3 separate regions of the Homo sapiens genome follow, and regions 2 and 3 are each linked to region 1. Evidence: read pairs that join two places in POLR2A ChIA-PET (ENCODE). Cell type or tissue: GM12878. All regions are shown on one strand. Links, peaks and the distances in the headings refer to the core of each region. The heading gives the core; the rest is flanking DNA.

Evidence for each region. ChIA-PET counts read pairs that join two places held together with the same protein. Peaks named below come from ENCODE experiments on the same cell type or tissue, not always from the same donor. Only the 100,000 strongest peaks of a DNase experiment are listed, where the experiment ranks them.
Region 2: POLR2A ChIA-PET joins it to region 1 with 30 read pairs; 5 of 35 experiments call an interaction of 5 or more read pairs at or near these places.
Region 3: POLR2A ChIA-PET joins it to region 1 with 19 read pairs; 2 of 35 experiments call an interaction of 5 or more read pairs at or near these places.

Annotation. Positions count from the first base shown.
Region 1 is chr3:53,837,520-53,848,364 of GRCh38, reverse strand. It overlaps CHDH (choline dehydrogenase), which reads left to right and starts at 1,946. Exons shown (of 9, transcript NM_018397.5): 1 at 1,946-2,282; 2 at 7,366-7,436. IL17RB (interleukin 17 receptor B) reads right to left here and starts at 1,797. Exons shown (of 11, transcript NM_018725.4): 1 at 1,717-1,797. The coding sequence starts at 1,776. RefSeq lists enhancers at 1,749-2,043, 1,990-2,830, 2,831-3,671 and a silencer at 1,749-2,398. In GM12878, for the core only: CTCF peaks have their summits at 1,935, 2,685 and 5,468; a DNase peak (open chromatin) is centred at 4,514; H3K4me3 peaks cover 4,116 bases; H3K27ac peaks cover 3,628 bases.
Region 2 is chr3:53,769,448-53,779,194 of GRCh38, reverse strand. It overlaps CACNA1D (calcium voltage-gated channel subunit alpha1 D), which reads right to left. Exons shown (of 48, transcript NM_001128840.3): 31 at 9,178-9,222; 32 at 8,643-8,771; 33 at 6,297-6,362; 34 at 4,517-4,608; 35 at 3,150-3,309; 36 at 2,465-2,592; 37 at 2,239-2,335. Among named protein-coding and RNA genes, the nearest start is that of CHDH, 72 kb to the left of the region's middle. RefSeq lists an enhancer at 5,046-5,175. In GM12878, for the core only: no CTCF peak of the experiment used is centred there; DNase peaks (open chromatin) are centred at 5,014 and 5,904; H3K27ac peaks cover 2,212 bases.
Region 3 is chr3:53,743,015-53,753,859 of GRCh38, reverse strand. It overlaps CACNA1D (calcium voltage-gated channel subunit alpha1 D), which reads right to left. Exons shown (of 48, transcript NM_001128840.3): 22 at 10,743-10,845; 23 at 9,033-9,120; 24 at 8,129-8,236; 25 at 7,985-8,037; 26 at 6,412-6,558; 27 at 4,391-4,592; 28 at 1,953-2,111; 29 at 178-288. Among named protein-coding and RNA genes, the nearest start is that of CHDH, 98 kb to the left of the region's middle. RefSeq lists enhancers at 1-128, 1-372, 179-448, 4,388-4,587. In GM12878, for the core only: no CTCF peak of the experiment used is centred there; a DNase peak (open chromatin) is centred at 4,919; H3K4me3 peaks cover 395 bases; H3K27ac peaks cover 2,903 bases.

The DNA.
Region 1 (10,845 bases), core at 1-8,000:
GCAGGGGATGACTTGGGACCGATGTGAGGCCCCTTCACACTCTAATGTTTAACTCTAGGTTTTTAGGACGGCCTAGAGTATTTACTGGGCTACCCCAGGTTAAGGAGTAGCTATGCTAAGGAGATAAACAAAAGAAAGCTCTGAATGCAGTCCATGGTACTTTCCTCAGGTTCTTTAAAATGTTCCCCTTCTAACACAAAAGGACTCACTGAGCAATTCACGAAACCATAAGCAATTATTAGTGTTCAAGAAAGGCTGGTACTAAATCGTTTGAAGTTAGCTGCTCGTGTTTTTTCATAAGAAAAAATAATTTGTGCTTTGGTTCTGGAATAAAATACTGAACCTAAAATATTGGGGCTTTAGGCAGCAGCAAGCTCAAATGACAAGACTCAATGTGATACGTCCAGCAGCTCTGGAATATGCTGCTGAGCATCCACATTTCCAAACACCTTCTAAGATCTCCTTTTGATGGTTTGAATGATTTGAGTTTGGGCAAAATTGTCAATCATTTATTTGTCTTTTAAAAAATGAACTCTAAGGGATATCATCAGATTTTTTTTTCCTTTTTCTGAGACAGAGTCTCACTTTGTCACCCAGGCTGGAGTACAGTGGCGCAGATCTCGGCTCACTGCAACCTCTGGCTCCCGGGTTCAAGTGATTCTCCTGCCTCAGCCTCCGGAGTAGCTGGGATTACAGGCGCCTGCCACCATGCCCGGCTACTTTTTGTATTTTTAGTAGAGACGGGGTTTCACCATGTTAGCCAGGCTGTTCCCAAACTCCTGACCTCAGGCAATCCGGCCGCCTCAGCCTCCCAAAGTGCTGGGATTACAGGCGTGAGCCACCGAGCCCGGCCAGACTTGACTTTTTTTTTTTTTTTTTAACAAATGAGCCATCATACCAGGAGCTGAGTTCTTATCAAACGGCCGGTGAGAGGCCAAGCAACAACCCTAAATGCTACCAAGCTCAAATTGTTGGCCTTGCAGCAACTACAGCAAAAGGGATGAATTCTTCCCTTTAGTGCAAAGAGCCAAGAGGGCTTCTGAACTGACACAGAGGGGAAGGATAGGAGCTGAAGACATCAGGAAACAGTGAATGGGGTTTGTCCACCAGCAGGTGACTACGGAGCTTGATGCTATATGCTATTCTAAGAGGGCAGCGGTATCATTTCAAAGGTTATTTGGGGGATGAGCTATTTTCTCTTCAGTGACCCAGAAGATTCCCTCGATCATTCAGGGTACTGGGGAAGAAAGGCAACTGCCTTCACGAGTGAACATGGCAATCAATATGGCCAAAAAGGGAGGGGGTACTAATGGAGAAACAGTTCTTGTGCCCCAACAGGTGAGCAGACCCCAAGTAACAATAACTACGTGCCAGGCCCTTCGCCGCTAATTGCAGGCCATGTCGTTATACCTTAAGAGACCCTGGTGGGTTCGGTACTGCCCTTCGTTTTACCGTTCGGGACTTGGAACTTGGTGAGCATAAATGACAGAACCAACAGTACAGGGTGGCATCTGAGACCGGGTCTGTCTGATTCCCACGCCCCTGACTCAAGCAACCTGACGCCGATGTCCGGGGCTGCCCTGAGGGTGCAGGCATGCCCCTTGAGCCGGCAGTCCGCGCACGCCTTCGGGGCAGCCTGGACTGGCGGATCAGACGACGTCAGGATCTGGGCTCGAGGGCCGGGAGATGAGGGAAGAGGTGCTGGCGGGGGCTTACCGGCTCTCGGGGTACGGCGCTCCTGCACAGCGCGGCCAGGCTTAGCAGCACGAGCGACATCGCCGGGCCACTGCGCGGGATCCAGGCCACCCGCACGCTGCGCTTTTATCCCGGCGCCGCCGGGCCGCCCCTTCTCGGCTCCGCCTCTCGCAGCGCCGACCCATTCCCGCCACCCGAACAGAGGGCGGGCCCGCTGGCCCCCTCCCAGGCTGGGGCAGGTCGCAGCGCCCTCGCCTGCTGGGGCTCGGAGGGATGGGCCGTGTCCGAGCGCTGGCGGAGCACGGGCCGCCGCGGCGCGCGCCTACCCCCGCGCACACGTGCATGCAGTGAGCCAGGTGCATCAGCTGCACCCGCCCTCGGGCTTCGCGCGCCTCCGCTGGAGCCCAGCTAGCCTCGCGGCTCCGGGGCCGACCGGGTCGGAACTGCTGCGTCCCCATTCCGGACGCAGAGAGCGCGCGGGGCGCCGGCGCCGCCGGTTAAAGTGCCGCGGGGCAGGGGCCGGGCCGCGGCCACCCGCTCCTCCCGCTCCGGTCCCGACTGTCGGGCTCTCGGCCGAGTCGCCCCGGGTGAGTAGCCGCGGAGGCGCCCCGACCACCCCGCAGCAGCGCCGCCCGGCCGCTAGCCCGGAGAGGCCTGGGGGCCGGAGGTTTGGGGCCGGGCTGGACGCCGAGACCCGGGCCCGCTTTACACAATCGCCCCGCCGCGCGAAGCGAAACGGGTGGAACGCAGACTGCCGAAGCTCACTGACTCCTTTGAGGGAGCGAATTCTTTCAGCTACGCGGGGTTAGAGCGGTAGGAGTGCCCGCTGCCCGACCCCAGGCTTTCTGGTAAATGTCTGTTTCCACCAAGTGAGTTCGGACAGCAACACCTGGGGCTCCCAAAGCGGAAGCCGTCAGCACTGGCGATTTGGAGCTGCGGTTCTCAAGTTTCCCTGGCCCGGGATCTCTAGCGCCGCCTAAAATGAGATCCAGACGGCAGGTCCGGGTCAGGCCCGGGATCTGCATTTAACGAGCCTCCACCCACGCCCCCGTAATTCGTGGGTGGGTGGCCCAGGGACCATCCTTTGAGACACAGTGGGTTTGGGGGAAAGTTCACAAAAATCAGCTGGGCTAACAGTGGAGTCACAGAGGCTGGAACTGCTGCTTCAGCCCCCTCGGTTTGCAAACGACAGGGTTGTGGTGACCAACTCAGGGCCATTTAAACTTGTAGGCAGAATTAGCTCCATTCTACAGATGAGAAGACGGAGGCCTAGAGAGGGGTATGGAACTTAGGGGTGTGTTGTCAGCTGGTGAGAGGCTGTACTAAGTCAAGCAGCTGTTTTAGCTGAGGCCCTACTTGTGTGCCAGGCCTGGCCCACCTGCCAGCTTGATTAAGGCTTGCATGGACTGGGGATCAGCCAGGGGTTTGGGCTCTGGCATGCATACGTGTGGAGTTGCAGGTAGCATTTTCAGAGAATTGCTCTGTTTCCTGACCAAGGAACTCAGTTGAGGTTGTGGCCGCACCCCTGCCTGGGACTGGGCCACCCTGAGCCCCTCATTCCACCTCTCTGAGTTGCTTTGGGCCCTGTGGCCCTTGAGAACATTTTCAGCTCTAATAGTCATCTTCCTGTTCAGCAAATACCTGCTGGGTGCAAAGGTGAACCACACATGGGTGCTGGCTGATGGGTACTCCTGGAGTGAGGATGAGTGCAGTGAGAATTATTTTCAAGGACACAAGTACCCGCCTTGCTGCGGAAGCCCAGATGAAAACAGCCTCGTCTGCAAGCTCAAGATTGTGAACTTTGTCCCATGGTGCTGAGGAACAATGGTACAGGCTTAAATGGTCATCCATTTTTGGTTTTAGAAAGGCCACCTGGTTGGCTCTGCAGGGCAAAATAGAGGGCTAGTCCCTCTGAGACGAGCGAGCAGGCAGCCATTCACTAACATGCGTTCATTCCGTGAGTATCTGATTCTGTGCTGTGGGCCAGGCTCTGGGCTGTGCTGGCTTTTCAGTTGTGTGCCAGGGCAGGCCCTGCTGTGAGCTTGGTGTTGTTCGGCACACAGGCTTTGAGACAACCAGGGTGCGGAGGTTAGGCCTGGAGACAGGGTTCATGAGTCAGACTTTCTCAGGGGGCAGTGGAGAGGAGAGGAGGATAGAGCCCTGGGGAGGAGAGCTTGCCTGAGGAGGTGGGGAGGTCTAAGGGGCTGCAGCAGGAAAGCCCAGTAGTGAGGGAGGAGCTCATGGGGTCAGATGGGGCAGAGAGACCAAGGGCACTGAGGCTGGTTGGTGGCAGTCACAGGAAGCCTTGGCAAAAGGATAGGGGAGGGGGTTTTGTAAAAAGAGAAGGGCTGAGGTTCTTTCTCCCCCCAGGGGAAGAAGTGTCAGGTGAGGGTGGTCTGGAGGTGGCTGAGCTGTAAGAAGGAGGAGTACTCAGGCAGGGGCTGCCAGGCAGAGACCCAAGACCCAGGCCAAGTGGCTTTCCTGCTGTTCTGGGTTCAGAATGACACTGCCCTGGCCCCCTGGGGCTTAGGGATGGGGTGATACCTGGTTCAGTTTCGTAGTTGGGGCTGTGGAGTGGAGGAGAGGGTGTGAAGGGCCCTGTAGCCACAACTGGAGGTTGAGGTGGGCAAACAGGTGTGTCTGCCTGTCCCCTCGGGGGTTTTCCCCCCTAGCTCAGAAGGCCATGCCTCAAGTGGCCCTGCATGAGAGGTCCCAGGTGGCCTGCCGGAAGGCACACAATTTATTTGGCTGCCTAAGCCTGATGACTTTGTGGCTTTTTGAACTGGAGGCTCTGGCAAGTCACTGCTCTTCTCAGAGCAGTTTCCTTTTCTGTAAAATGGGGTGGTGATAGGGGCGATGAAGTGATTTGAGTCTATGAGAGAAGCGACCTTTGGACATTTTCTGACCTTCTCCCTTCAGTCATAAATTCTGCTAGGTCTGGGTTTCTGAAAGAGCTACCAGCCAGTGTGCCTTCCTGTCCGGGGGGGCTTTGTAGGGGGTGCTCATTAAATGCTTGAATGGATGAATAAATTAACACCTACCTTCATCCAAGGCCAGTGCCTGAGCCTGCCCACCCAGGGGAGCTGGTTTGAACTTCCTCCTCTTTCTTCACAAGCAGAGCAAAGGTCAGGGCCTCTGCCAGAGCCTGGAAGATCACTGGGTCAAGTACCTATGGCCCTGACCCAGACCCTAGGGTCTGCACAGACTCTGTGCAGCCACAGCGCGGTGAGATGCCTGGCTTCCAGACCACCTGGTTCTGCGGCTCATTCACCATCTGTTGGCCTTGAGTGAGGCTCTTAGTCTTTTGGAACCTGTTTCTCCATCTGTAACATGGGGCTGACATCAGTTCTGCCTCCCCAGCAGGGCTGTTAGGAAACGCAGAAGAAACAGCAAAACAGCAGATAGGAAAGCAAGTTGAAGGATTTAAGAGTGCTGTGTAAATTTAGGGGCAGGAGAGGCAGAACCAAAAAAAAAAAAAAAAGGTGGGGGGGGAAATTCCCTAGGACCCAAGAGTCACGGTAATCCCCAGATTCTGTCATTGTTATTCCGACCTTTGCTTCTTTGCCTGATCCATCCCTGGGAGAACAAGGCCATCAGGGTTGTTGACAAGTCCTGCGGGTCCAGCCTCCACCCACACAGGTGGAATTTTCCAGTTCGTTCTTTTGCAAATATTAATCAAGGCCCTGGCTGGTCAACAGTGGATTCATTGTCTCGTGAAGAGTGAGCCGTTTCTGGCACATACTGGCTGTCTCCCAGGGCCCCTGGTGGTGAGCCGGAGCTGGGAGAGGAACTGTTGGGAGCACTCCTGGCCTCGGTGCTCCCTCAACCCCATGTTCTGCTCCAGCTGGTTAAGCTTGGCAGGGTCAATTTTAATGCCTGCTTTGAGGGAAAGACCCTGAAGCCACACTGAGGGCTTGCACCCCACTGTTCCCAGCAGGGCTACAAAACACATTTTCTCTGCTCTAGTAGGAGGGGCTGGCCCAGGAAAGCCCGCAGACTCAGGCTAGGTGTTAACTCAGCGTTAATCCCACTCCTCCTGGTTCCTAGGAGAAACCCCTTGAGGTCACATACATGTGTTCTGTTCATGGCTGTGGTCCCTGTGCCTTGTCTCCTGGGTACTTGCATTGATTTTTACATTGTTGTTATCACACTGGGGTCTCAAAGAAAGCCTCGGATGCAGAGGAGACAGGTACTGTTGTCGTTCTCTCAAAGCTCCATCTGTAAACAGGGGTGATGAAGTTAGCCTCATAGGGCTGCAGGGAGGATCACCCTGTCACCCTACGTTGGGCCGTATGTTGGGCACATGCAACAGGATCGGTGGTATATTTTTTGATCCATGATACTTGAATTTATTTGTTATTAATAATATATGGGTCGTAGATGTAGCATCACATTCCACACTTTATGGAGGAAGAAACAAGATGAGTGAGGCTATGTAAGAAGAGGGAGGATGAAACTCAGGCCAGCTGTGAACTTGATAAAATCACTATGTGGTTTGGTTTTAGCTTTGCGCTTTTCTTTTTTTCTTTTTTCTTTTTTTTTTTTGAGACAGAGTGTTGTCCTGTTGCCAAGGCTGGAGTGCAGTGGTGCAATCCGCTCACTGGGCTCAAGCAACCCTCTGAAGTAGCTGGGACTACAGGTGCACACCACCATGCCTGACTAATTTTTTCTTTCTTTTTTTATTGTTTAGAAATGGGGTCTTGCTATGTTACTGAGGCTGATATTGAACTTCTGGCCTCAAGCAATCCTCCTGCCTTGGCCTCCCAAAGTGCTGGGATTACAGGCGTGAGCCACTGCGCCCAGCCTGTGAGTTTATTTTATAACTTTATATTTGTGATTTGTGTGTGTGTGTGTATCATAGTTAGAACAGCGATACCATTTTCAGGAGCACACTAGAAACCTAGGGCCATGGGTGCAGGTTGATGTCTTACACTAGTCCCAGCTCCTGATTAATTTCAGTACTTTAGTGATAGAGTGATTTCCAGTTGATACAAAGAAGCAGTCAGTTTTTCAAACACTCACCTTGCAATCTTAGGACCCTCTGCGGTTAAACCCACCCAGAAGTCTGAAGAGGAAACAGCAGTGGGCATGTGTGTGAAAATTGGCTGGCTAACCTTGGCTGGCCAAGGTGCTTTGACCAGCAGGGGCACCCAGCACACAACCTGGACCTTGCAGTGAGCTGTGAAGCTGCCACTGCACTCCAGCCTGGGTGACAGAGGTGTCTGCTGGAAGTGGCTCTGCTTGTACTGGTGTGGAAGTGTGCCAATGAGCGCAGAAAATCAAACAGGCTTTGCAGCGCCTGTGATGTGTTTATAGGAAGTACTGGAGTCGGCGCAGCAGACAGTGGGAAGGGAAGATTTGTCCTGGCATCTGTGGCCAACCTCCTAAGCTGGTGGATTTGGGGTCTGCAGGGGTTCCATGTCTGGTCCATAACAGTGCTTCTCAAGCTCTCCATGGTGAAAGACTAGATGACTGTTTTTAAAATTTTAATCTTTCATGGGCCAATTTTTAAAATATGATGAAAATTGTTATAATAAAATGGAAGATATATAAAAAAGATAAGCCCACTATCTGCTTATTAGACTCAACAGACATAGGTTGCTGTGTCAAATGATAAAACTGTAAAAGTTTCTACCCTCTGACTTTTGATTCTGTACTTATCTCTCTCAGACAATCACAAAGAGTGTGTAGGCCAGCCCCGGTCACAGAGTGCACCGTATCCTGTCACTTCTGGATGTGAGGTGGGTATTTTTTAACTGAGATTTCAAAAAGATGGGTTAAAAGTTTACTTGAAAAAGGAAGCTGGCAATGAGCATTTGCAGAACACCCCAAACTTCTGGGGAATCGTTGGAAATCCCTCGCTGTCGGCCAGGCCCTGTGCCACAGAGATGTTCCCACCTTTCTGCTTTCCTTCACTCCTCTGGTGGGATCTGAGATTTCAAACAAACAACAACTACAAAAATCCTTTTTATCATGGAAGATTTGAAACCTGTATAAAATTAGCCAGAAGAGATGATGGAGATGGGAATTTTGTGTTCTCTTCACATAACTTTGTTAGCCTCACCTCGTGGGGGTCCTGTTTTGTATGTCCCCCTAATCCCTAGGGTGATTGTAAGCCAAATCCTAGATAACTTTTTTTTTTTGAGACAAGGTCTTTCTCTGTCATCCAGGCTGGAGTACAGTGGCAAGATCATAGCTCACGTAACCTTGAACTCCTGGGCTCAAGCAATCCTCCCACCTCAGCCTTCTAAGGAGCTGGGACTACAGGTGTCTGCTACCATGTCCAGCTAATAAAAAAATTTTTTTGTAGACATGGGGTTTCACAATGTTTCCCAAGCTGGTCTTGAACTCCTGGCCTCAAGCAGTCCTCCCACCTCCACCTCTGCCTCCCAAGGTGCTGAGATTACAGGTGTGAGCCACCCTTAAATATTTACCGTTAGAAATAGTTGAATTATTCTCTTCTAGTTATTTTGAAATGTATAACAGGTTGTTAACTACAGTCACCATACTGACCTGTCAAATACTAGATCTCATTTCTTCTATCTAACTGTATATTAGATAATTCTTCTATCTAACTGTCTATCTTTAACCCTCCATCCTCCCTTCCCTTCCTGAACTCTGATAACTACCCATCTACTCCCTATCTTCCTGAGATCCACTTTTTTAGCCTCCGCACCATGAGTGAGAATGTGATTTTTGACTTTCTGTGCTTGGCTTATTTCACTTAACATAACGACCTCCATTTCCATCAGTGTTGCTGCAAATGACAGGAACTCATTCTTTGTGATGGTTGAATAGTACTCCATTGTGTATATGGATCACATTTTTAAAAAATCTGTTTGTCCATTAATGGGTACTTAGGTTGATTCCATGTCTTGGCTATTGGGAATAGTGCTGCAGTAAACATGAATGTGCAGATATCTCTTTGATATATTGACTTCCTTTCTTCTATATACCCAGCCCAGTAGTGGGATTGTTGGATTATATGATATTTCTATTTTTAGTGTTTTGAGGCATCTCCATATTGTTTTCCACAGTGGCTGTACTAATTTGCATTCCCACAAACAATGTACAAAGGTTCCTGAAAGGGTGAGTTTAAACAACATAACTGCAGAATCATAGTCATGTCTGACAAATAATGATATCTTGACATCCTCACATACGCACTCAGTGTTCAGATGAGCAGGGTCCAGTGAAGAGCAGCACATTCTCATGGTTGGATCTTGTTCCTCTCACAGCCTGTAGGCTTCCCTTCCTCTCTCTCATCTCTCTCTCATTTATCCATTCTATACTTGGATTTATTGTTGAAGAACTGTGTGGGGTTTCCCTGCACTTGGATTCTGCTGATGATGGACCTTTGCAAGTTGCTCTGACCTTTGCGTTTCTTGTGAGTCGGTGGATTGATCTAGAAGTGTGATCAGATTCAGGTTTGAACTTTTGGGCAAGGATGTTTTATAGGTGGTATTGCATTCTCCCGTTCAGACCCCTGCCTGGACTATACAGAGAAGTCGGTCTTTTAATTGCCTCATGTGTGTGAAGTCACCTTGGTGAGTCCCCAGCTGACCCTCGCCCATATCTTTTTCTCCTTCTGCTGGTCCGGGCTCCCCGCTTGTTCTGACATCACCCTGGCTACTCTGTGGAGAGTTGGTTCTGGGGTAGCCTGAGGAGGCAGCACTAGTAGCAGGGACACTGCTAGTATGTTGTGAGGAGGGTCCCAGTGGAGATGATGGGGCCTGATCCAGGTGGTGTCCAAGGGGTGGACAAAAGTGGGCAGATTCTGCAGCACCAGCCTCATCCTTATGAGAGAAGCTACTACCCCCTAGGCCTCTGCTTCTGTGTCTGCTTTTCCTCCCCGGATAGTGCATTTTTATATACCAGTCACATGACAAGCGTTTATTGAGTGCCTGCTGTGTACGTGGCTCTGGGAGCTTCTAGCTCTCCCCCACTGCTGTCTGTAAGTGAATGCACATGGCAGGAAGAGCAGCTCCATGATGGGCTCTGCCAGGTGGGAGCTTGGTAACTCCTGGCCTCTGAAGCCTGCCCATGAGGAGAGCCTTCATCTCCCCTGGAGAGGGAACAGCAGTTGTCTTTCTTTTGCTGCTATGTGACTGCATAAGAGCTGGGACACCAGCGCCTTCTATCCCCTCGGTCTGCCTCTGGCTGTGCTCCGGGTTACCCATACCCACCTCCCTACTTTCACCCGAGGCCCTCTGTGCTGCAGATGCCACTCACCCAGGCACAGTGCAGCCCAGAGTGCAGGGAGTACACATCTGGAGCACAGTGGCCAGTCTTCCTCAGGGGCCAGCCTGAGGCACTGTATCCCCCATCCCCTAGTCTATCAGGTGCTTGACTCTGGGAGGGGCCCCTAAGGGATTCGGGTCTCCCCAGCAGCGACCTCTGTTGTACCCTGCCTCCTACCCATGGCTGGGCGCCCGCAGCACCTGCACAGACTGGATCCACAGACACGCCTGCAAGGGAGAAGAAATAGTAGGTTACCCTGAGGAGCCATCCGTGGAGGTTGAGCGGCCTGGGCCCCCCACCCTTGCCTGGGTGTTAGAACTCCAGGTTTCCAATCTTACAGTCTCTTTTTTTTTTTTTTTTTTTTTTTTTTTTGAGACAGAGTCTCACTCTGTCGCCCAGGTTGGAGTGCAGTGATACGATCTTGGCTCATGGCAACCTGTGCCTCCCAGGTTCAAGCGATTCTTTTGCCTAAGCCTCGAGTAGCTGGGACTACAAGGCGTGTGCCACCACACCCGGCTAATTTTTGTATTTTTAGTAGAGATGAGGTTTTGCCATGTTGGCCAGGCTGGTCTTGAACTCCTGACCTTAGGTGATCTGCCCACCTCAGCCTCCCAAAGTGCTGGGATTACAGATGTGAGCCACCGCGCCCGGCCTCCCACCTTACATACACTCTGCTTTTGGTATAGACCACCGTGAAGGTTTTAGAAAGTGGTGAAGCAGCTAGAGAGTGGAGGGATGTGTGCAGAGGGCAGAGGCCTGGAATGTGGAGCACAAGGTTCCCAGGCTGAGGAAGCACCCACAGTGGGGCAGCAGAGGGGAGGCAGGAGGGCAGACTTACTTCAGAGGAGCCACAGGCATCGGAGGTGCCCGCAGAGGCCAGCGCCCACGCCTTACCAACAGGAAACCCTG
Region 2 (9,747 bases), core at 1,569-9,568, 71 kb after region 1:
GGAGATCTTAGGGTCAGACCTCCATTCCAGGCACATTGTTTTTGTTTTGTTATGTTTTTTTAGAGATGAGGTCTCGCTTTGTTGCCCAGGTTGGTCTTGAACTTCTGGCCTCAAGGGATCCTCCTGCTTTGGCCTCCCAAAATGTTGGGATTACAGGTGTGAGCCACCGTGCCCGGCTCCAAGCATGTTTTTAAAGCTGTTGTGAGGGTTAAAGGAAGTAAAAGACAATGGGCCAGGCACAGGGCCTGGGACTTAGGTTCTCAACCGACGGGATCCATTACTATTCCCAACTCAGGGAATGTCCTTCAGACCTTGCCTAGTTAGACCATCATGTACATCTTGTGGCATTTTGCATGAGCCTATGTGGCTTCTCCCAGGCTTTGGTCTTTCAGAGCAGGATCCATGCTCCCCACTCCTCTTCTATATCCTGATCCCTTTAACACCAGCAATGAGAGTTGGAGGGGGTTTGGGTGAGGTACACCCTCTCTGGACCCCAGTCACTTCAACCTGTAAATGCAGATGACATGCCCAATGGATGGGAACTTGCAAGGATTAAAGGACTCACGGACACAAAGAGTTTTGTGTGAGGCAAATGGCAAGCACTAAATTAATGGTGATGTTGATAATATTTAAAAACTTCTTATTTTTCATTAACAGCATGTTCCAAAAGAAAAGATTTTCTTTCTCTTCCATATTGATGATTTGGAATCTTGTGTCTGCATAAGTCCATCCCACCCAAATTCCTAGTCCTCCTACCAACCCCGGCACCCTCTTCAAAACCAGCACAGGCAGCCAGGGAACCCTGGACATTTGTTCACTTTTCCTGGTAAGTTCCTGAGTCAGCAAAATGGATGACTGTGCCTCAAGGACATTTGAAAGCTTTATGTAAAAGGGTCTGGAAATTTAAACACAAGAAGACATCAGTGAACGGGATCCCACACTGTTCTTGGAAAGCAGAAAAGAGGCCAGTACTGGGAAGTTTATGGAAAAAAAAAAGTCAAGCTCTGTTTCAATATCCAGAGTCCGGCCTGAAGAGAGGCAAGGACCCTAAGGCCTTGCCTAGAAGGCTTTCTGGATTTTCAGGGCAGGGAACATGAGTCTGGCTCAAGGGATTTCTTTGAGAGTCTGAAACATATTTTAGACTCTGTTCTGCTACCTTGGTTTCTGTCTAGAGCTGGCTCAGCATCCTGGAGTGGTAAAAACGCCTGACCCCAGGATCTCCTTGGATCCATGAGGAGCAAGAACTAGTTGCTATGCAGACTGTATGAATTTCTAGAAGGCAGAGTTTCAAGAGGCAAACCTTGCGTTTTCCTTGAAAAAGGAAAATCTTTTTTGTCGCTGCAACAAATGTAAGGTGCTACACCGTGAGTTCTGTGGAAGGAAAAGTCTCACTGAGGGTTCCTGAGAGCGTGCTCTGGCATGGAAACACAGAACTGCGTTGCACTGGGAGATCTGCATCCATCCCTGAGAGACTAGAGCCTAGTGTGCCAGCAAAGGGGCCCCATTTCCTGTGGTGGCCACAAAGCTCTGTAGCAGAGGGGACGTGTGGAACACAGAGCACCATGTCCCCCAATGCCGAGGCTGGGAGATGTGCTCTCCTAGCACTCCCCCTCCCCTCACCCAGGCCACCAAGTCCTCCCCACTCCACATCCTAAGTGGATCTCCAAGCGACTGCTCCTATCTCTTCCCACTTCTGCTGCCTTCGTTCTGGCTCTCCTGGTTGATCCCCCTGCCTCAGGTCTACTTCTCCATTGCCAACAGCCAACTTCCTAACATGGGAACCTGAAATTCACGTTTCCTCCCCATTCTCCTGGACCTCAGCAGGACAGAGAAGGCTCAGCTTGTACCTGGGGCCTTCTGACTTCCTCTTATGTCCTAGCCAAAGGATGACCCAATGGCTCACCCTTTGCCATTACGATGTCCATTCTCCTGCCTCCTTCTGAGCCCTCCCTGCCTCTGACAAACTCCTGTGTTCCTTCTGGACCGGACTGAAATGTCGCCTTCTCTACCATCCACCCAATGACAAATTACAGAATTCCCTTCCTCTTCTGATGGTTCCTGAGAGGGTGTCCAAAGAGTTACAAATCTGAGATTTCCCCAGAGGTAGGAACCACATATTATTCATTGCTGCATCCCTAGCAACTGACAGAAGGCCTGGCTGTGTCACTTAACAAGTGTTTGTTAAATGAAGCAAGCTTCTACAAGACAGGCTGTCAGACACGCACACAGGACACTCACCTTGCACGCTACCCTGTGTGGACATAACTTCCCAAACCCCAGGGGAGGCTGGATGCGTCGAAGCAGAGTGACCACATCAAGGTGTTTTATCCTTCCCCTGGAAGTAAAATACAATCTAAGGTCCAGGAACAGTACCAGCTGGCCCGAACTTTCAGTCCACTCCACAAAAAAAGCTGACATTCCAAAATCCACCCACACACGCCAAATCAAATATTTTTCAACCTACTTTGCCTCAGGGTCATATTCTGACCATATTCTTTTGAATTCATCTAAATGGTGAGGCCCCAAAATAGACCAGTCCCGGGTCAGATAGTCGAAATTATCCATGATGACAGCCACAAACAGATTGATGATCTGAAAAAGCAAATAGGAAAGGAAGAACTTCAGCTGCAGCTGGATTGCGTTAGAACTGAGCACAGGCTTTCTAATGACATGGACATGAAACATGGGAACCCATGTCTCCAAGAGAAGTTGTAAAAACTTTCTATTTGGAGAATGTTTAAGAAAAGAGTGTGATTCTAGCTTTCTGGAATGGCTTTAATTAAGTCCTGGGGAAGGAAGGCCTTCTGAAACACATTGCAGTTTTATAATTTCATTATCACCAAATAATTCACACTCTTAGGTCACCACCATATGCACTGGCTTTGAAATTTTAGAAAGGAACCCTAAGAAGCTAAGGTGATTGGTAATTGCTCCAAGCCGATTAGTGAGCACCAAATCTCTGCTTACAAAGGTGGCGGCAGTGACACACGCCTGGTTAAACAAAAGCCCTCAACTGCCAAGTGGAGTCCAGAGTGCTCATCCACATCAATTGTCCTCAGGCGATGGGACAGGGCAAGGCCATTTGTGTGAACGCTGACTGCTACATAAGCATCTGTAAATTGAGAGGGGGAGCTGTGTTGCTCACTTACCAGAAATGCACAGAGCATGTAAAAACTGATGAAATAGACAATGGCAAAGTTGCTCCCACATGTATACTCCTCCCCGGGGTTGTAATCTGACTCAGGGTCACAGAGCTTCCCTGGGAGACAGGCCAGCATGATCTCCTGCCAGGCCTCACCTGTTGCACACCTTTTTCAGATGAAGAACAAAGGGGCTTTAGTGGGGGAAAGAAGGAATTTGAAGCTTAGATCTTAGGGGAGAAAAACTCATAATTAGAGCAAAACCTAAGTCATTTGAAGAAAATCCAATTTGAATTAATGGAAATGTGAAATTCCTACTGATTTTCACGTGCAACTTATCACAGTAACTGGAGGTCCTGCTGCAATTCCCTTGGATTTACAGCCATCATCTGATGCAAGCGCGCTAACTGTCTGCATATAAATGGATGCTTGTTTTTGTGTCTTCTCTACTTTAAACATTTGTATAATTAACAGTAATTAATTATTATTATTATTTGAGACAAGGTTTTGCTCTGTTGCCCAGGCTGGAGTGCAGTGGTGTGATCTTGGCTCACTGCAGCCTCGACCTCCTGGGCTCAGCCTCCCCAGTAGCTAGGACTACAGGCAGTTGCCACCACACCTGGCTAATTTTTGTATTTTTAGTAGAGTCAAGGTTTTGCCATGTTGCCTGGGCTGGTCTCGAACTCCTGGGCTCAAGCGATCCACCCACCTCAGCTTCCCAAAGTGCTGGGATTACAGGCGTGAGCCACTGCACCTGGCCTATTGATTATTTTTAATGACCAAAATACTTAACAACTTAAGTCTCTGTTCAATTTTGTTGAAGGCAGAGCTGGAAACCACCTAACTTGCAAATGACTTGTCAGTCACTAGAGTCATTAGAAATACTTCATGATCTCTAGAAAGTTTTCTCACTATGAGGGCAGCTTGTTTTACAAAGTTAATTAACTGACGTTAAAAGCAATCCCAAAAAATTTGAAATCATACATCTTAGGATGTTCCCCACTGGCTGTGCAAAAGGCCTTGACGTTTTTGCTAAGTTTCTGTCTTCCTGGTCGTGTTCAAGTGCATGCCTCCATGCATAAACGTACATCCTACAATTTTTCAGGTGGCCTAAGTAGCCCTACTAACTCCCAAATGAATAAACCTTATGCCAGCCACAATCGGGATTACCACAGCAGTTTTAACAATCCAGCAAAATTCCTGTGTTTGAAATGCTAGGGTCTGTGTTTAAGAATACAGAACAAACAAAAACAAAAAGCCATCACAATCAACTGAGAAAGGCACACTGCTTTAATAACCTGTGTCCTCCGTCCCTCTGGACCCACGCCTAGCGGACCCCCCTGCCCAGGAGCACCGCCCAAGCCAGTTGCAGTCACCTGAAGAGCAGCAGCACCGCCTGGGGAAACGTCTGGAAGTTATTGTTCCTATTGATCTGGTTGTTATCTCTCATGGCAACTTTCCCAAACATCTAGGTGGAGAAGTTGTCAGGAAAAAGAGAATAGATTTCGTCATGCAAAAAAAATCCGTATGTGAATTTAGAACTAACTCAGGTTTGATCTTTACCAGCTAGGGTTTTCTCATGGTACCTGGCACTTCACTCATTCAAAAAAGATCTGCCAGGCACAACCATGTGCCAGGCAGCAGGTTACACACTGGGAACGTGGTGCTCCAGAGGGGCACGGTCTCACATTCGCGGATCTCCCCTGGGGGAGACACAAAGGTAGCCAGGCAACATCAAACCCCAGTGATGATGCTGGGGTGGTCCAGACACACAGGGAAGCGTGAGACAGGCTCATCTACTGAAGGCTGGGGGGCTGGGTCAGGGAAGGCCTCTAGGGGGAAGTGACATGTAAACTCAGAACTGAAAGATACATCAGGTGATAGGAAAGGCGAAGAGTGTTTCGGGTGGAGGGAGCACCATGTGCATAGGAGCAGGGTGACAGCATAGATACCGAGGGAATGAAAATAACGTGTGATGAGCAGACAGATAAAAGACCAGGCTGGAGACAAGGGCAGGAGGCAACAGGCAGGGGCTGTGAGCCCCGGGCAGAAGAGTGGGCTTTATCTTCAGGGCAATGGGAAGGTACTAAAGAGTTTTACTTGTGAGATTTAGGGAGCAGACTGACATTCTAGAGAAACCTGCAGATGCTTACAAACGCCTGCTGGGTGAATCTGGGGTTGTGTGTGCCATGCAGCTTGCAGTTCTGAGATGGCTTTTTTTTATGAGAACATATGTGATAAAAGACCTTCCAGGGCACATAGCACCACGTGCTGCTGAATCACAGAGGCTCAAGTATGCTGACTTTTGTTTCATAACTCCTGGTAAGATTCCCAGAGATCTGCAAATGCTTCTATGCTTTCAGGATTTTAAAAAAAAAAAAGAAAAAAGAAAAAAGCACTACCATTTCTCTGCCCCAAAAATCATAGAATCACTTTACTTCTTTCTGACTTACATCCCTCCTTTACCTGAAAGACAGCACCTGCACACGTGGAGAATCTGCAAGGAGCCTGCCAGCAGAGATCTACAGCCACCTGGGCTCTTCGACTGCCTCCATTCTTAGACTAGGCTGCCTCCCTCCACCCACAACCCATCCCACTGCCCACTTGATGTTAGGGCTCCTCTGTTAGGCAGGCCCAGTCCCTTTCCCATGCCCAGGAGGAACTGGGAAACAGGGTGCAGCCCCTCTGCTTGGGTCACAGAAGAGCCCAGTTTCATGCCTCTTTTTAAAGGTGAGCTACTAAAGCACAACAATGGTCACAAAAGGCACTTGGCTCAGCACCAGCCTTCTGTTCCCGCGACGGCTCGGCACAGACTGAAAAGACCCACGAGGGGCTACTTGCTTCTCTCTTCAGTCTTGGCATCTGGAAATAGTTAGTTTCAAGTGAATTTCACTTTGTTATGATAAAGCATAATTCTTCTGCCATGACATGCAGTTTTTCCTGGTGCATTCTAACCTCTCCACATTCATCTGAGCCTGGGCCTCCCCTGGAGCTCTCTACTAAGCAGCTTTGTCTTTCTCATCTTCCTAGGCTTCAGCAGAGGCATTTGGCTGAAAAATCACAATGCTTCTACTTCACTTGGTCAGGGTACATCTTGCCACAGATTTGGGGCTACCCAGTGAAAGGGCCCCTGAGGGCGAGATGGCTGGAGCTTACCTGCATGCCAATGACCGCATAGATGAAGAACAGCATGGCTATGAGGAGGGCCACATACGGGAGCGCCTGGGAGAGAAAAGGCACTTGGCTCAGCACCAGCCGGCTGTCCCCGTGACGGCCCGCCACAGCCTGAGAAGACCCATGAGTGGCCACATGCTTCCTTTCTATTCCACGTGTTACCGTGAAAGAATATCGACAGTGAGGAAGAACCGTTTAAATCCCAGCCCTGCCCAACTACTTTAGTCCTGAAGACACCATCCACATGCACGCCCAGTGTTACAATATTACAGGCAGGATGTGCTTTCCACGGTCATTAACCCTGTAGCCTAACCCTAAACATTTTCAACACAGACACGTAACTCTCATAATCCTTAAATTCATTACTGGATTTTTGGGGTGAAATTATAATTGATCAAACCATTCCAGAACACTGGACATTTAGAGTACTTCCACTTTCTTTTGTGGGTATGTTTTGGGGGGCGGTATTGTAGATAATGTCGCAAAGGAATATCTTTATGCAAAACCACCTTGCTTCTGCTGAAGTATTTCCTTAAGGTGAAGTCTTAGGAGTGGAATTACTGGGTCAGAGGGGAAGAACCACTTTCTGGCTGTGGCTGTAGGATGCAAAATACCTCTCTTAAGATGTACACCTTCTGAAAGAACTGCTAAGTTGGGGGGCTGGGCCAGGGAAGAAAAGGAGTGAGCTGGGGGGTCGCCAAGTGTGGCTCCCTTCATAAACACCAAATACAAGTACGAGTGTCTGACAGATCCCCCGTCCTTTCACTGAATGTCAACTGCTGTCTTACCTCATCACATGTGACCAACACGTCTACCTGCACAGGGTGCCCAGAGTGTTAGGCTTAATTCTGGGAACACATGCTTAAAGCACCCGCTTTCTCTACTATCCGAGAGAGCTTGTCAGAAAGTCAGTGGCTCACAGGTGCTCAGCCACCTTCAGACCTGTGCCAGCTGTTGACCTGTGCCTGCCAGCCTGGCCCTCCCTGCAGCTGGACTGCTCAGCAGGGTCCCACAGAGTTCGTTTCAGGCTTTCCTCAACATACCTACGTGCATTTTCTTCCTAGATTGCCAAATGTTTACGATTTTTGTTTGCACAGTTTCTCTGCTTTTATGAACTGCTGCTCTGGAACATGACTTTCTTATCTGTGGCAAATTGAATCTTTAAGAATTTCTTTAAAAAGTGAGATAACATTACCTCTGAATTATCTATTTTTATAGCAGTTTGTTCCCAAGTTTTGGTACTTTAAATGAATAATAACTGTCGAGGATTCTGTGCCTTAGCAAGTTCAAGGCTCACCTGCCTGAGGCCCCCACTTTACCTTCCTCCAACCTCATTCTCCCCAGCAGGATCTGTGACTTCCCTTGTGAGTGCCTGCACCACCCCGCTTGCTGTCCCTTCTCCCTTTTACCTGTGAAAATCCCATCTACTAGGGACAAATGCTTACTGGGAGGGTAACACTGGTTACCCCAGGGGTGGGTGAGGGCCAAGTTTGAAATTTCTCTTTATATACCTTTGGACAGCTTCATTTGTTATTGTAAACATTTATAACTTTTGAATGAAAAATAGTCAAATAATTTAAAAAATGAAGATGCAGGATTCACTTTCTAATGCTTGTAGATATCCACAAATTCCCTACATGGGTCCACCTTTTACTAAGAATCTATATTTCCCACACCTTCTCTTCCAAATGGAATCAGTCCAGAAGGCTAGAATGTCTGGGGCAGGGTACTGGCAGGTACGGGAAAAGCTGGTTCTACTTGGGAAAGTCTAGAACCGAGCTGTGCCAGCCTGGAGAATCAGAGGTGACAAATGAGACATGGTGTATGCCCAAACATCCCGAACTCTGTGACCCTTCCAGGTGCAGGATAACCCAGTGATAGTGCACTGGCCCAGGTGGTGGTTTCTGATTTGTATCTAGACTAGCCAACAGACACAGCACTGTTGTAGCCTTATGAGGAAAAGGTGTCAGAGAGAGGCTGTTGGGCTTCCAGGCAGTCTGCTGGGACCTGGCACTCACCACCACCACCAGGCATCCCGGGGGCACTGCAGGGCTGCAGGCCCCACACCTCTCTCAGTCTTGGAAATGCTACAGATCTCTCAGCTACGGATCCTTCCTGCTTTCTCTTCTGTTTCCTTTAGGCAAGTAATCCCATGTGATTGACCCAAGAAATGCTGATTTGGGTCTCTCCAGCATTCCATGTTTTCTATTGATTTAGGTCCACAGAGTGGCCACACAGGGGGAGCCTGGGTCCTCTAGGATGGGGACAATCACTGACTTACATATGATCTTCAAAGACAAAGAGAGAAGTCCTTGGCATGGCTCTTACCTGAAAGGACTTAATAAAAGTCCACAGCAATGTCCGGATGCCTTCCCCCCTGCTGAGAAGCTTCACCAATCGCATCACTCGGAAAAGACGGAAAAAGGTGATGGAGATTCTATTGCTCTCTTCAGAGTTCTGAAGGGTTATCATGGAGAGGTCAAACCCAATGGAAAGTAGAACATGCAACACTTTCAGAAAAACAGCAACAGATGCAAAGGTGACAGAGGTAAGAACTGAAGATGTGATTCTAGGGCCTTTTCATCTTAAAAAGCATGATATGAAAGGAAGAGTTACATGCTAACAACACAGAGCTCGGAAAACTGCGTCCACACAGCACATGCATGTCCACGTATTCTACTGTGTTAGAGGAGAACGCTGGGCTGGTCAAGAGTACTGGACACTGATGATGAATGCAAACCACTGCAGACACTGTTCTGGAAGGACAATCATGGAGAATACAGAAAAACCAGTGGAAAACTCGACATGGTCAAATAAACTTAAGGAAAAGGCCCAGCCCCTGGGGACTAGTCACTGATCTTACCCCAGGTGTAGCAGTTGGGACAGGGACATTTTCACTTTCAGTTGGCTTTAAGAAATCAAAGATTGAAAATGGATTAATGAACCAGGAAGGAGTCAATGGTTCCAGAGAGCATTTCCCCCTTTAAAAAAATGTGTGGTTCCCATCTTTAGACACCACACCTGCTCCCTCCCTGAGAAAATACCAGTGGCTCTCCTTGGAGGTGGACTTGAGGGCAGGCAGCCATGGACATGGGCATGGACACAGTACCACTTTCTAATTCACATCTGGGGACATGCTGTGCCCAGGCTGACAGGCATCCAGTAAAGGCAGTGCTGCAAGACCTCAACAGATGCAGAGTGTGCCCCCGCTTCTCGCGAGGAGGCTAGTTCTCTTGGCTTAGTCAGGGCTGTGGGTCTCAGGAACTAACCGCTCTGCAGCAGGCCTCCTAGCCCCGAGGAACAGAATGTCTCTAGCAGAGGGGCAAGCAGTGGTGCCTGCCTGCGGGCCACAAACCCCCTTGGACCACACTCTGTTCCTATGAGACTAAACGCCTGGGTGGTGTATGTCTGACAACAGCCTCTTAGGCAGGGC
Region 3 (10,845 bases), core at 1,164-9,163, 96 kb after region 1:
GATTCATTTTCCCATATATACACACATGCTCTAATCAGATTTTAATGTTCTCAGGTGGTAACCCAGTTAGCGGCCAGAACACTTTAGCATAATTCAGTAACACAAGACTAACAGGAAGCGGGTACTTCTCTAGGGTGACTCAGCAACAACCTTTGAAAAGTGGGTTCTGCAACTCACCTTAGGCTTAAATGCGATGACTTTCAAAACCATCTCGACGGTGAACACCCCGGTGAAGACCATGTTCAGAATGTCCATGGCATCATTGAACATCTTGGACTGCTCGTAGTGCTATGGATGAAGACAGAGGGACCGTTCTCAGAGCCTCAGCCACGATCTCACATGCTTGCACATGGAGGCTCCCAGCCCTCTGTGCCCCTGTGGGCATCCTCCACAGCCCAGCACCCTCGCTGGGCAATTCCACCGGCATTGCAAGGTCATGTGGTGAACTCCCACAAAGTGCAGGAGGGTCTGTGACAAGATGAGGATGATTGAATGATGAAGGGGGAAAACATATCCATTTCCTCTGCTCAGGATAAAGGGAATTCACCCTTTCTTCTGGCAGGGCTTTATGTTGAGGGCCTTGACCAGAGCACAATGCAGATACCACCAAAATGTCTATGAATAGAGGTAGAATTTGGTTAGGGATAAATTTTATGCCATGTAAGTTTATGTTGAATAAAAGGCAGTGTTTTCTTGATTTTACACTTTCTTCTACGTCAGCACACAGTCCTTTTCATTCAAAAAGAACTCTTAGGTTAAGAAAAATGCCAGAAAATTTATCCCTATCTTTAGACCTACTGTCCAGACAGCACTGAGAGCTGGTTTGATGTGCTGGAGTTCTTAAAGTCAGTGCAAAAGCTGGCTCTAGACCTTGGTCTTTGCTTCCTGTCCTCGTAGAGTATCTACTAGGCAATGTAACTTTTGAAAACATTCGCTGTTAATACCATACTATAATCTGACTTGGCCAATTAAACTCAATTGCATTTCTTGCCCCCACTGGAATAAGAAGTAGCTGTAACTCAGGTCAAACTCAACACTTCATCAACTGGAAAATTCCCTACTGCCATGCTGAGAGCCACCTGAGGACAGGAGTGTGACTTATGTTTTGTTTTCCAACATTGAGTGTTACTCTGTGACAGGCCCAGATCAAAGTGTCCAAAGGTGCCGGGCGCGGTGGCTCACGCCTGTAATACCAGCACTTTGGGAGGCTGAGGCAACGGATCACCTGAGGTCACGAGTTCGGGACCAGCCTGGCCAACGTGGTGAAACCCTGTCTCTACTAAAAATACAAAATTAGCTGGGCATGGTGGCATATGCCTGTAATCGTAGCTACTCAGAATGCTGAGGCATGAGAATCACTTGAACCCAGGAGGCGGAGGTTGCAGTGAGCCGAGATCGCGCTACTGCACTCCAGCCTGGGCTACAGAGTGAGACTGCCTCAAAAACAAAAGGCAAAAAATAAAAAACAAAGTGTCTGAGGGGAATTATCTACAGCATAAACCTTATCTCTAACGTAGGTGTGACAGATTTCCCCATTTTACTGATAAAGAAATCAAGCCTCGGGGAATTTAAACAACTTTCCCCAAGTCACAAAAAATTCAGAGTAAAATCAGGATTGAAACAGCTGTGTATCTCCAGAGCTGTAGTTCTCAACCACTAGCTGGCCACAGGAGGCCCATGGTAAATGTTTACAGAATTGAGCACCAATGCCAGGCTCCATGGAAATGTTACCTACCATCATGCTGTACGGATAATTTCTTCAACAAAAGAACTATCTTAAACTCCTACCGTGACAACTGTCAGCCAGAACAGAACTCTGGCCAACCTATAGCCCAGACTCATCAGAAAAATCAAACCCCTCCTGTGAGGGGCAGCATTCCACCCTCAGCATTTGGGGCACGGGGCTGTGCGGAATGCCCGGACCTGATCCCCACGGCTGTCTCCATTTTTACCTGCATGGCCAAGCAGAGTGTGTTGAGCATGATGAGGACAAACATCATGTATTCGAAAGGCGAAGAGTTCACCACGTACCAGAACTTGTACTGGTAGGGGTTTTTGGGGATGTATCTCCGCAAGGGACGTGCTTTCAAGGCGTATTCAACACACTGACGCTGCAACAGCAGAAAAGGGCAGAAACGGGGTTCTGAGCACTTGCAGGGAAGGAGGACCCCGTGGTCATCTGCTCTGAAAGAGCTCACCCTACAGCTCCCGGGAAGGGGCCGTGGACGATGGTGAAAATGATTACGAGTGACCCCCTTCCTGCTGCTGGCACCACTCTTGAGTCACCGAGGGCCCTGCCTCCATTACCTTCGCTGACCCTCCCAGCAAGCTCCGGGTAAGCTGGGTGCCTACCCATGTGGCTTCCATTTTGCTTACTAAAAACTGAGGCTCAGAGCTTTTAGCTGTCTTTCCTGAGGCCCTGCAGTGTATACACAAGCAGGAGTGAGGACTGGGTCCAGGCCTTATCACTGCCTTTCCTCTTTATCACACATACGGGGGATCTATAGGTGGATCACACCTATAGTTCCCCTGCCTGTGCTGTCCTCCAGGAAAGGAGGCCAAGTAACCACAGAAACTCACAAGAACGAGAGGGGCTGGCTCATTCCCCAAGACTAGTAGCCTCCTGGATGCTCCCAGTTGGAACCACATGAGATACCCTTCAGGAGCCAGAGTGTGTTAACAATACACATCTTATGGGGAGCTATCCACATGTCCATCGGGGAGCTTCTGGGCTGGGGAGCTTGTTGTGTTCATTTCAGAATCCCTAGGATGTGGTCAGTAGTGACAGCTGGATTGAACACAGGTTGGGGCCCAGCTGGAGCACTGTAGCGACAGCTGGATTGATTGGACGCAGTTTAGGGCCCAGCTGGAGCACTGTAGTGACAATTGGATTGAACACAGGTTGGGACCCAGCTGGAGCACTTTCTCACTTACTCTGGGTAGTGGGGCTGGTCCACCCTCTGCAGCAGGCCCAGAGGGAACCTCTAGCCCCAAGAGCCCTCAGCTCAGCATTGAGAGCCTAGACCTACCCCCGCTCTCCTGCTTTGACTCTGGGTGCAGGCTTCGGACAGGTTCCCAGTGTCTGGGACCCGGCGCTGCTCTGACCTCACATGCTCACTCCAGGGACCCCCAATTCAAGCCTGTGCTGGACCTCAGAGGCTGACACACTTTCAGCGCTGGCTCTGCGTGGCTGGCCTGGCCTTGCTCTGACACTCCTCTTCCTTGGGTGAGCAAATTGCTGGGCCAGACCTCTCCCTGACAATCACTGGTGGAGTCTACAGGGACACCCTGACAACTCAAAGGAAAATCTTCCTGCAAACACAAACCGGCATGTTCTCACATTTCCCAGTGGGTACAGCCAGCTATGGTTGGCTTGCCGTGCCTGGGCCACTTCCTCTGAGGAAGCCTAGGCTACCAGATCATTCTTGCTTGCGACGTCGTCATCAAAACAGAGATGCTACTGATAGAGGACCCGGGGAAACTCCCAGAAAAGAATCTCGATCTTGTAGACTCTTTCAGGGCTGCAAGGAATCTCTAAAGAGCAGCTCCTTAATGCCCTCGATTTAGAGATGAGGGATCAAGCCCCAGCAGGGATCAGAGGGCACCTAGGGTCACAGTGCAGGTGTAGGAAGATAGCCCAGAGCACAGGGCTCCCTCTCCTCACCACGTCACCCGAGCAAAAGGCTCCTACTTCTACCAGACTGGCTAAAACACGGTGTCAGATCAAGAATGATGCCAATACAATCTTAGTCCCAAATTCAAAGTTACTGACTTCCCTGGGGTGATGCAGGGTATTCCCCCCTCGGTCAGCAGTTCTCAACAAGGGGCAGCTTTGCCCCCCAAAGGACACTTGGCAATGTCTGGAGACATTTTGGTTACTGCTACCAGGGGAAGACGAACCATTGGCATCTAACAGCTGGAAGCCACGGATGCTGCTAAACAGCCTAAAAAGCCCAGGAAACACAACCAAGAATCATCCCAGACTGAAATGCTAATAGCACCAAGGGTAAGAAACTGCCCTAAGTGGCTTTAAAGACCATCTCCCAGTAGGGACTGTGAATGTCTGTGTGAGTGGCCACAGCACCCCAACTAAGATTCTGATACATCACTAGTGGGTCATGACCATGGCAGGTGGCGTAAGCACTCTCTGATTTCATACCACCAGGTCTGGCGATGGATTTCATAATTACAAAGTCTCATATGTATCGGGAAACCTAACGCTCAGCAGTGATGACTCAAATGGGCTGAGGGTGTGCTTAGAACAGGGCCCTAGCCCCAGGGACAGACAGTATGTGGGTGCCCTTCTCTGGGTATGGGGGAAATCAGTCAATAAAGAAGGCACTCCGCTCCTGACCAAGGGACAGAAGCCAAAACAGTGTGTGACTTTAACCTGATTTTTGTCCAGCTCACAGTTCTTATACTCTTTTTCTCCTTGTTCCTGAAATGTAACGATGACAAAGCCCACAAAGATGTTCATCATGAAGAAAGCTACAATGATGATGTAGATGATGAAGAAGATGGAGATCTCCACGCGGTGGTTGTAGATTGGGCCGATGTTCTCTCCATTCGAGTCGATGGCTTTATACAGCAACCTAGAGAGAGAAAAACCAAGTGAGGACCTGCCAAGCCCCCCAGCCCACACGGCCCAGCCCGCTGCCTTCCCAGGTCCTCCCTCTCCAGAACTCCTCTCATGAGCACTCGCTGGGAACCCACCCCAAGGCTGCTGGACACAACCAGGTCTCTCCCATCAGCCTCAGGCCCAAACAGCCAGCACTAAGAGGAGGGGGCACCCAGGATATCATCATCGAGGGACTGTTCTGAGGAACTGAAAATCAAAAGATTTCACAAATATCCTAAAACACTCCTTTCTATTCAGAGAGGAAGAATATCACGTGTAAGACACTGGAGGAAGTGAAAACTATGCACACTGGCAAGACAGTAAGTGACCAACCAGAGTAGTTCCAAAGAACTAAGGGTGCTTCCCCAAACAGAGATATGCACTAAAATTAAAGCTATGCCTAGCGGAACTCTTAACAGGAAGAGGGGGATTACTGTAACACCCTTGGGGTCCATTGATCCCCATTCTGATGCAGATTCAACACTTCTGGGGCACCCAGCCCATGCATAGGCTTCCCGAGACACTTTCACAGCCTCTCCCTTAATCCTCACATCCATCTGGGAAGGCAGACATTACTATCATCCCCATCATAGGAATATTCAGGGAGGTATCAAAGTGCCACAGTCACACTCCTTGGGGGCAGAGCCAGGAGTTGAGCCAGTTCCTCCAAGCCCCGAGTCCCAGGTTTGCTCCTTTCTCCTCAGCTGCCACCATGATTTGCTCAAGTACAGTGTTCAAAGCCTGACACTATAGCCTGTGCCTGCACACAGTGAAGGGCCTTACTCCATGCCTCTGTTCTCCCAGGATTAAATCCCTAATGAACAAGCCCCACCTGACTGTCTCTTTATCCTACAGGAGCTCCTGAAAATATCTGACTCTTACACACACCCCAAGAACTCTGCTGGCCTGCGAGCCCCAGCCTGCCCACCTCCTGCAGCTCATCTATGCATGGGGACCGGGTATCCAGGACTCTAGGTGTGTTTGCACACTGATGGCAGGAGCTGGGGGTGGGAGCTCCAGAAGCAAAGAGCAACACGAAAGCACAGAGGATTCTCCCTTTCAAATTCTAACTTCTCCTTACCTGCTCTTCTTACTTTACCCATCAACATCTTAGCCATTCTTCAGGACCCTGTTCTGCACATCTAGGACACACCAGACCACCTGCCTGGTTTGACCACTTGACACTGATTTGATTTGGGCTTGAGGAGAGGAAGCATGTTTAGACACTGTTTCCTCCACAGTGCCTAACATGCCATGTTGCACAGAGCTGGTATCTAAGCACGCAGTCAGCCAGAGCCCAGTTAGACATTTTTAACGGGTGGGGAGACACAAGCCTCTGCACAGCATGGTCTGTAAATGAGCGAGCAGGTGCTCAGTAAAAGAGATGGCATAACAGCAACTGTCCGCAACTGGGAATATATTAGAATGAATGAATGAATGAATGAATGAATGAATGAATGGTTTGGGACACCATTCAGACCCTCTTTGGGAGCAGCGGATGGCAGCTTTCCTGACATCCAATGGGAGTTCATGGGACTGAGGCATCTCAGGCCTCCCTGCTTCCACCCAGAGATGCTGCCAGGCACCTCTACCAACCCTGCTTCACAAATCATCCACCTACACAGAAAGAGGCCCTGTGGGTCAAGAAGTGACTGAGAAGTGGCCCAAGGTTAAAAAGCCACAGGGCAATCCTGCGACACTGGAGAACAGAAATGGGACTGACTCCAGGAGGGAGGGCTCAGCCCTGGGCACGCAGGTGCCTCTCCAGAAGACTGTGTGCTCCCTGTACTTACGCAGGCCAGCCCTCAAACGTGGAGACTGTGAAGAGCGCCATCATAGCAGAGAGGACGTTGTCGAAGTTGAAATCACTGTTTTGCCAGATCCGTTCACGGACCACAGGACTGTCAACATCCCCATCCTTGTAGAGGATGAAAAGTCCCCTGGAGAGGAAAACAGGTGTGGGTCGTCTGGCTTCACACATGACAGGTGGAAGCAGCGTAAAGTTGGACACACTGCCCCAATCCAACCTCCAGGCAGGTCACACTCAGTCCGCCCGCCTGTCACACAGCTGAGCATAACACCGGCGCCGTTTCTCCTCTCCTCGCCCTCCATTTAATCTACTTCGCGGCTCAAATAACCATTGAATAACTACCAGTGCAACGTGTATTCTCCAGAGCAGCCACCCAGACACCGGGCATACGTCGTTGGCCGATAAAAACCACAGCATGGTGAGAGCATCTCTTACACAATGGGCTTGAGGCGCGCTCTGAAGGATCAAAGCTCAGCCATAGAGAACTCTGTAGGCTCTAGGAAACGAACCCACGTATACTCTTCCTGCATTTTAGTTTTAATCAAATCCCTTTCTCTTCTTACTAATGACATTCCCAATTTTCTTTCCGAAAGAATTGCATTATTTCTGGCAAATTATTTCTCCCAGAACTTCATTTCTGGAAGGAACCCAAGAGATAAAGCGCAATATCTTTATTTTACAAATGAAGACACAGAGGCTTCAAGAGGGAAGAAACAGTGTCCTCACGCCAATGCCAGGCTGCTCACCTCCAGGGACGCCATGAACGGTGTGTGAACGGTGCCTCTGGAGGTGCAGAGACACAGCCAAATTGCAATTGGTGCTCTCTGACTGCACCTTCTGCTTAAAATAAACCCCAAACCAATGTACAGGCACAGTCAGCCAGAGCCCAGTCAGTTATGTCTCTCGCGGGTGGGGAGACACAGGCCTCTGCACAGTCTGAAACTTTAGGCAATGGCTTCCATGACTGCCTTCATGGTCACTGGACATCCTGGAATGGGAGGCATGAATATCTCCCACCTTGTCTCTCCTCTGCCAGTTCTTGTCTATGGAAATATGGCCAAGATGTAGGTAATAGGAGCCAGGAGAGAGGAAGTCTAGAAAGTGTATAAGAAGAGGGAGCCAGTTCCCAAACACCAGGGAGTTGAGTTCCAAATTCTGATTTGGGGAAATCATCCACATGGCTGTCATGGAAGCTATTTGGGGCATTTCATAATTGTTATTTCAGGGTTCCCCCAACTCCCATCATTTATAGATTCTCCACCACAAAAGCCATCTAGCCATTCTTTTGGGATGACAAAAAGTTTGCAACTAGATAGAGATGTTGGTTGCACAACAATGCCATGGATACTATATGCTAAGGAACTGTATACTGAAAATGGTTGATGTTACGTGAATTTCACCTCAATGAAAAACAAACACCATCTATCTACCCACAAGCTGAGCACACAGGCCTATTTTATTTCACGACCAAAACTTCTGACGTGCCAACATGTGTGAATCCTTGAAGTCTGCTATTTGCTCTTCTAAGTCCCCTACTCCACTCTCAGGACGCTCACCTGCATTCTTCAGGGTTACTTTTGGCTTCATCCGTACAGCGATAGAACTTCCCCTGGGTATAAAATAGACAGGCAGTTAAGTAAATGCAGGCTTCTCCTTAAAGAAATCCACCTGAGTTTTATGCTTGGAGGCAGTTCCTCTACCTTGAACAACTGGACCCCGATACAGGCAAACATGAACTGCAGGAGGGTGGTGACGATCATGATGTTGCCGATGGTCCGGATGGCCACGAAGACGCACTGGACCACGTGCTGCGGAGAGGGCAGAGGGGCGTGACTCTTCTTTGTGATTTTGGCCTTGAGGTGAGCTAACATCAGCCGACAGTTTCTGTGTTGGCCAGGCACAGTGGCTCACACCTCTAATCCCAGCACTTTGGGAGGCAGAAGTGGGCAGATCACTTGAGGTCAGGAGTTTGAGACCAGCCTGGCCAACATGGTGAAACCCCATCTGTACTAAAAATACAAAAATTAGCTGGGCGTGGTGGTGTGCACCTGTAATCCCAGCTACTGAGGAGGCTGAGGCAGGGGAATTGCTTGACCCCAGGAGGCAGAGGTTGTAGTGAGCCGAGATCACACCACTGCACTCTAGCCTGGGCAACAGAGCAAGACTCCGTTTCAAAGAAAAAAAAAAAAAGAAGAAATGCTACAGGTGCAGTGCTGCCTGGCACATGGGCCCAAAGGGTCCCCACCCCATAAATGACTCAGGAAAACAGAAACCCAGTAGCCTTTTATACAGTCTACATGAAAACTGAAAGACTAAATAAACTAAATAAAAGACTAAAATAAACACAAAGAACTACTAATAAAAAGGTAATAAATGAACAATAATTACAAAGAAAAATATCTTCAATTACCAAAAATAAAGACAATAAATAATAATTTTTAAAATGCCATTAGCACTTGGCACAGGTGGCTGAATTGGTTAGAAAGGTCCTTATAACTCACTTTAAAAATCCATCAGGCCTCAGCTCAGCTCTGCCCAGAAGAGCCAGTAATTACAGCCAACCCCAACCCAAGCCAGCCCAGCCGGGAGGAGAGGAATCAAAACCTTAAGTCCTTTTGCTCTGTTGATGGCCCTGAGGGGACGCAGGACCCTTAAGACCCTCAGAATCTTCACAACGGAGATGGCACTGGATCTAGGGAAGGAGCAGAAAGACGGCAGGCAGAGCGTGTTATAAATGGACAGGATGCTTTGAGATTCACCCTTTCACTGGATCTTCACTTTAGTATCCCTGCACAGTTAGCGTGGGATCCATGTGGTGCTGAGCTGATCTCTCTTCACGACTCAGAGGCGACTTCTCCTCCCCGCCCACACGAGGCAGCACCTCCCAAGCCCAGCCCATGGCACTCACAGAGGCTGACAGGTGCACAGCTAACCTTGGCAGAGACACAACTCACGAACTCTCTTTGTTCTTTCCACTCACTGTAAATACTAGGTAGTAGCTGGCTTTTAGGCTTCATATATCATTTGTTTTTGTTTAAGGTTGGAGGTCTGCTGTAGCACTTTGGTACCAGGGCTTCTCTGGCCTTCAAGGAGCTCACAGTCTGGTGGAGAGATGGGCAATCCCAACCCAGTGTGGCACATGACAGGGGTAAATGTGGTGTGCTCAGCCAGGGGAGCACAACCTGTGGGGGTGGGGCAGGGGGAGCCTGGGAAGGACTCTGGGGTGGGGGTGGTGATAGCCAGGTGAGTCCCAAAGGAGGAGTAGGGGTTAGCGAGGACAATAGGGAGGGGGGCTCCAGTGTGAGGGAGCAGCATGTACAAAGATGCGACACAAGAGAATGCAGCTTTCTGCTTTACCCTAGGTGGCTGAGTGTGGCCAGAACACATGCTCAGGAGGAAGTGGGCAAGGCTGCAGCTTGGACATGAACAGCCTGGGAGTTAATAGGAGCTGCAAAGATGTTAATGCAAATGGCCTTCCAAGCTATGATCACAGGGTTCCCTCAGTGGCAGGCGAGAAGGATAACACAAAGGGCTGTTCCAAGCAGAGGTTTTTGGTCTTCCTAGGAGGGCAGGTCCTTTCCACTTCTCTTTAGCTTAGAGGGCAGGTGTGTGCATGTGTGCTCATACAGGGGAGATTCTATGCTCAGCACCTGAACAGAAGTGCTCACAGGCCAGCAAGAAAGCAAGGCCACACCTGATGCTCTACTGGAGCCTCTGCCCCACACCCCTGGGGATGGTAAGCAGTACTCAGCAATGGCTGTTCCCACCAGAAATCGCTAAATGCCATGGAAAAGACCTGGGGCCCTGACTTTCAGCCTTGGCTCCCTCCTAGCTGAAAAATTTTGAGGCCAAAGAAAAAGTCCTAGCAGGTTCTATATCCTGAAAATCAAAGGAAGTTCTCAATATCTAAGCTGGAAAAACTGAAAGGCCACCTGGTCCCAGCCCCTCCTATATAAAAGGGGCACAGGGTTCCTGAGAGAGGATGCCCTCAAGGCCCTGGAATCAGCCTTTGGAGGAACCAGGACTAGAACCTAGATTCCCTCCCTCCTAGTCAACACTTCTTTCACCTCAGTTGAAAGCAAATTTCACAGACAGTAATAAGCTCAACTTAGCAGCAGGCACAAAAAGAAAAAAACACACACACACAAGAAAACATGAATTGTTTAAATCTTTCTGGAATGGGAGCAAATTAAATAAACCTATATAACTAAATATAATCATGAAAATGATGCCCAGCCTTTATCAATTATGTTAAAATCCCTTACATAAACCATTCAGCCCAACAATTCTGGGCACACACCCCAGAATACTTACTGAATCCCAAATGACACCAGAGACACCCCAACCACCAGCATATCCAGCAAATTGAAGTAGTTCCTGCAGAAGGCCCCTTTGTGGAGGAAAGCTCCAAAAGTTG